2 separate regions of the Mus musculus genome follow, and region 1 is linked to region 2. A link is a loop called in an ENCODE intact Hi-C map of the cell type or tissue named here. Cell type or tissue: heart. All regions are shown on one strand. Each heading gives the region's core, and the rest is flanking DNA. Links, peaks and the distances in the headings are about the cores only. Region 1 holds the start of Usp39 (ubiquitin specific peptidase 39). Region 2 has its middle 20 kb from the start of Sftpb.

The links. A loop is a pair of places that touch in the nucleus more often than their neighbours do. Peaks named below come from ENCODE experiments on the same cell type or tissue, not always from the same donor. Only the 100,000 strongest peaks of a DNase experiment are listed, where the experiment ranks them.
Region 1: a loop joins it to region 2, with 4 times the contacts of the local background. A loop is called at or near these places in 1 of 42 quality-filtered maps.

Annotation. Positions count from the first base shown.
Region 1 is chr6:72,343,990-72,346,910 of GRCm38, forward strand. It overlaps Usp39 (ubiquitin specific peptidase 39), which reads right to left and starts at 1,186. Exons shown (of 13, transcript NM_138592.4): 1 at 896-1,186. The coding sequence starts at 1,160. In heart, for the core only: no CTCF peak of the experiment used is centred there; a DNase peak (open chromatin) is centred at 1,202; H3K4me3 peaks cover 1,556 bases; H3K27ac peaks cover 1,207 bases.
Region 2 is chr6:72,282,731-72,285,651 of GRCm38, forward strand. No RefSeq gene overlaps it. Among named protein-coding and RNA genes, the nearest start is that of Sftpb, 20 kb to the right of the region's middle. In heart, for the core only: a CTCF peak has its summit at 1,308 (motif pointing right); no DNase peak of the experiment used is centred there.

The DNA of each region.
Region 1 (2,921 bases), core at 241-2,740, 61 kb after region 2:
CAAGTACTAAGATAAGCTGAATATCCTTAAATCTACTATTAGTACAAGAACTGTATTGGTTCTGAGAGTTAATCCTAATGTGTTAACTCTAACTAAAGTTAACCCTAATGTGTTAGCTTGACACAGCTTCATGGATGCTGACAGAAGCCACATGATCACAGACTAAAACAAAGAGTCTACTACAGCAATAACAGTACCCTATTATATGACATCTTTGCCAGATCCTAGAGTTAAGTCCCATAATAGAATAGAAAAAGAACCAGTGCTCATAGTGGGTTGCCTTACAGAAGATCCCTGCCCTTAAAGAAGATTATATCTTCTTGTGACCTTACTCCCTACCTATTGCTCTATGGAATAATACTATCTGTCTCCCAAGGCTGGTCATTACATCAGCATCCTTTACAAGACAACATGGAACAACCCCCATGCAAAACCCAGGAGAAGCATTAGTGTCTCCAAACTATTCAACTAGTACAAAGTCAATACTTGAGTTGAGTGCACTGGGACTCAACTAATGGTCTTATTCCAAAAATTACAACATGACTCTGACTCTTAGGAATTTGTGGGGGGTGGGGGGGAACGGAGAAGGGTCCATCTGTACAGTCGTCAGTAGAGCACCTGACCCACGTAGGCTATACGTGAATAGGGAGATGCTGTGATGTATTATGACAGGCAATCCAGCCTGCTGGATTCAAGCCTGGTCAGGGAGGCAGAAGAAAGGAAAAGTAAAAAGCAGACAAAAACTGGGCATCTCAGACTTCAAGAAGGGGAAGCAAGAGTCTAAGGCCATCTCTGGTTACAACTTCAAGTTCCTGAGACCCGTCTTTAAAAATATAGGAGGAGAAAGAAGAAAGCAGGCGAAGGAAGAGGACGCGCCCGGCCCGGCCCCGCGCACCTCGCACCTCCCGCTCGGGCTCCGAGTCTTCATCGGCCTCGCGCTCACGCTTCACCCGCACGACCGGGAGCGCGGGCGCCGGGACCTCTCGCGCAGCCGGCTCGGCCTCCCGCTTCACGCGGACCGGGCTACCCCGGGAGCTCGCCGCCTCGGGCTCCTTCTCACGGTCTCGCTCCTTCTTGATGCGACCCGAGCTGCCACGAGACTCGGACTCACGCTTCCCGCGGGTGGAACCATGGGACTGCCGCTTGGACCGGCTAGACATCGCCACCACCAGTTAGGAGCTTCCGCGCCGGCGCCGAGCACGGGCAGCAAGCAGCCAATCAGAAGTCGAGATGGCCTCATAGAAACGCAGCGCGCTACGAGTCGCTGTGAGGGACAATACAGGCTTATAAAACGTTATAAGCGCTGCTGGCCCAACCGAGATAGTTTCGAACATATTGTGTCCTTGTCCAACATCTCTTCACGGCTTAAATAGGAACCTTTCACAGGCTACTTTCATTTTAGGGAAAAGGAAGCTAGCACTCCACCCGAGATAGCTTCAGGACAATTTGTGTCTCGAAACGACGATCCAGAGATGTCCCCTGATCAGGGACTGATGACCTACACAGGAAAAGGAGTCAGTATTCCCAAATTAACTCCTTCATTCAGGCTTGTACCTGGGAACTTCAATTAGTATCATATTTAAAGGGCTCTTGAAATGAGTTTGCAAATACTCTGCTAAGGCGCATTTATTGTTTAGCTAATAAAACTTCAAATTCAGCCTTACCACTGAGTCATGCCTTAGTCCCTGCCTATTTGAACAGTTCCATCGAAGTATAATTGATATACAAGATAGTACACGTTTGATGTGTCTAATTTGCTAAATTGCGATGTATGAACACTTACAGATTCAAGAGAAGAAACTTGTCTCACCCCAGAAATGTCCTGTGCCCACGTGGAATCCCACCCAAACCACAATAGTGACTACATTTCCTAGAATTTTATGTTCAAGTATGAGTCGGTGTTTCCTCTTTCTGACCAGGTCTCATTCACGTCTAGGGTAAGGCAGTCTGTTCCTTTACTTTCAATATAACAATTCCATCAAGCAGATGCACTTGATTCTGTCACTGCTCTAATAAGTTTCTGATGTTTACATTTTAAACTGAAAACTTGGAAAGCTATACTCTCAGGATCAGGCAAAACAAATCCCAAAGTTTAAGGCCAACTGAGCTACATAGTTAATTCAAGACTATCCTAGGCTACATGCCAGAAGGAAAGAAACAAGAGAAGGCTATGCACTATTAGACCCTCAAAAGCCTTGGTTCCTCTCATGGTCAGTTAAGCAAGTGGTCTGGACACCAGCAGTGCAGCTCCAATGTGGCTGAAATAGGGACTGGGTATGGGTGGGGAAAACTTACCTACGTGAGCACTTGTCTGCCTCATTGCCTATCAGAGACAGATGTTTTTAGTATGTCCACTAATAAGCAAACAAACGGAGGAGATTGGCTCAATTGGTGAGAAAGCTTACTGTCCAAGCATGAGTCCAAAACTCCAGCACCCGTGGAAAAAGCTGACAGTGGGCTCATGCCTATAGTCCTAGCCATGTGGGAAATGGAGACAGGAGGACCACTAGGGCTTGGTGGCTGTCAGCTGAATTACAGGTTAAGTGAGAGGCCCTATCTCAAAGGAACAGGTAGAGAATACAGACAAGAGCACCCAGTGTCGTCCTCTTGCCTATACACACACACTACAAAAACAAAATTAAGGAAACCTAGGCACATTTAGATTAAAGAGTCAACCAAGTGGCATATATTAACATGTCTTCTTTAATTCTGCCATAAAGAAATGTCATTTGTAGGGAAATGGTGAACCTAAAGATGTTAAGCGAATTCAGTATAATTTAGAAAGAGTAATCACCAATATTGCATGTTTTTCCCATATGTAGGACCTAGATTTTAAGTGTGTATGTGTGTGTGTGTGTGTGTGTGTGTGTGTGTGTGTGTGTAAGAGGGGAGAGAAGGGGAGAGAACTATAGGAGGCAAGG
Region 2 (2,921 bases), core at 253-2,752:
AAGTCTTACCATATGGAACTTTCTGGAATTTTTTGTTCCAACATTTCTAGTCATAGATTCGGTTACACCCTGTGCTGTGGAGTGCTTATGTCTGACCATCGCTGTGTGTAAAATCATGAGCTTATACCAGTGCCTGGCATCCGATCTTACGGAGCAGGTAGATTGTTACATGGGTTCTGATTCCACCATCCCACATAGAATTGCTTATTTGTCTAATTGTGGAATATATTTAGAAAAATTAATTTTTTCTTTTTTTGGCTTTTCGAGACAGGGTTTCTCTGTGTAGCCCTGGCTGTCCTGGAACTCACTTTGTAGAACAGGCTGGTCTCGAACTCAGAAATCCACCTGCCTCTGCCTCCCAAGTGCTGGGATTAAAGGTGTGCACCACTACGCCCAGCGAAAAATTAATAAGTATAAGACCTTTTTATTGTTGTTATTTATTATTCTTTTTTGTTTTGATTTTGGAGACAATGTTTGACTATGTAAGACCAGGTTGGTTTGGATACAACAAAACCACAGAGATCACAGAGAGTCACAGAGATCCATCTGCAACTGCTTCACAAGTATTGTGATTAAAAGTGTGTAGCACCACCCATCTGTTGGTTTGTTGCTGTTTCTCTTTAAATTTTTATTTATTCACTTATTTGTGTATATGTGTGTGTGCCTACAGAAGACATAAGAGGGAGTTGAATCCCTTGGGATAGAGTTATAAGTGTTTGTGGACCTCCCATTGTGTGGGTTTTCAGATCCAAACTCCGGTACTCACAATGGAGCAAGCACGCTTTAACCTCTGAGCTGTCTCTTTAACCCCTTGTTTTGTTTTTGAGGCAGGGTCTCATGCAGCCCTAGCTAGCCTCAAACTCACTATGAATCTAATATTAACCTTCTTGCCTCCACCTCTTTAGTGCTAGGATCATAGATGCGCACCACCATGCCCAGCCTATAGCAACATGTTCCACTGGTGTCTAATTGTTGCAATGAAACATTGGCCCATCATATCAGTTGATGTGAGGGGAAACAAGAAAGAGTTTGTAATCCTGGAGGTTTATTAAAAATAAATAAATAGAGCTGGAGAGATGGCTCAGCAGTTAAGAGCACTGACTGCTCTCCAAAGGTCCTGAGTTCAATTCCCAGCAACTACATGGTGGCTCACAACCATCTGTAATGGGATCCAATTCCTTATTCTGGTGGGTCTGAAGACAGCTACAGTACAGTGTACTCATGTAATTAAAATAAAATCTTAAAAATAAATAAATAAAAATTAAAAAAATAAAAATCCTTTTTCTATAGAAGGGTGCAATGCAGTTTTCTCCCAGTAGATGGCAGCACATGACCCACAGTTTAAAGCAGGCTATTCCCACGCCCCCACCCCGTCGAGACTCATTTAGTTGTAGGTGCTGTTGCTGCTATTGTTCTTTAGCATCTCACATATCCCAGGCTGGCCTTGAACTCACTATGGAGCAGAAGATGACATCATAAATATCTGCTCTTCCTGCCTTCACCTCCCAAGTGCAGGGACACAGGTGTGAACCGCCACACCCAGTTTATGAGGTGCTAGGGATCAAACCCAGTGAGACTGAGCACAGAATTCGGCCGTGTCTGCTTTCCGAATTCTGGTATTACGGGCCTGTGCTCCCACCCATCTGAATCAGGTTTTTAGTGAGTCTTGGTAATAGAATCATTACAATCCAAGTAAACAATCCAAGTGTGCCACAGAGAGCAAGCAACTACAGCATCAATGTACTTACACAAACTATGAGAAGCCACACTATAAAAGAACTGTCATAAGAAGTGGGCTGGAGACATAACTTATTCAGTAAGTGCCTGCCTCAAATGAGGACTTGAGTTCAAATCCTCAACAACCACACAAAGCCCGGATATGGCAGCCTGGGTTTGTCTATAACCTCAGAGCTAGAAGGGGGAGAGTAGTGGCAGACAAAGACAGGAGGATCCTCGGAGGTCACTGGCTGGCCACTCTAGCCAATCAGTAAACTCTGAGTTCAGGGAGGCCCCCGTCTCAAATAAAAGGTAGGATGAGCTGGGTGGTGGTGACATAAGCCTTTAATCCCAGTAATCAGGTGACGTAGACACAGGCAGATGGCTGTGAGTTCAAGGCCATCTACACAGTGAATTCCAGTACAACCAGAACTGTTACAGAGAGAAACCCTGTTTCAAGACCCCTTCCCCACCACCCAAAAAGGTAGAGTGAAATAGAGAAAACCTAACATGGGCCTTAGTACCCCTACATGCATGTATGCACAGACAGGCACTCACATATACACTGCACACAAGGGTAAATATGTGAATGAATGAATGAATGAATGAATGAAGGAAGGAAGGAAGGAAGGAATGAATGAATAAATAAATAAATAAATAAATAAATAAATAAATAAATAGCAGAAAATATACCACATGTCACACACATGTGAAGCAGCTACAGTGAGTTCAAAGAATTATTCGCAAGAGTGACCGAGGCCACAGAATAGGTACGCTGTGATGTAGAACTCTCAGCTCCTTCACCACCATGTCTGCCCACAGGCTGCCATGCTTCCCGCCGTGACAATAATGGACCTCTGAACTGTAAGCAGCCTCAGTTAAGTGGTTTTCTGTATATGAGTCGCCTTAGTCATGGTGTCTGTTCACAGCAATAAAGACACCACATAAAGCAGGAATAACGGCACAAGCCTGTGATCCCAACACAGTTCAACAATGGAAGGCCATTCTCAGCGACACAGCAGCTCTGAGACCAGGCTGCCCTGCCAAAGATAACCTGCCTAAAGGAAAGAGAGACAGGAAGGCAGAAGCTAAGGAGGCACTGGGACTGGAAAGAAGCCCACACCCTGGAACCAGCAATAGTCAAAAGCTACACCACTGACAGAATCGAGATTGCCTACAAAACTCAGTGTCCCAGAGACATCTCA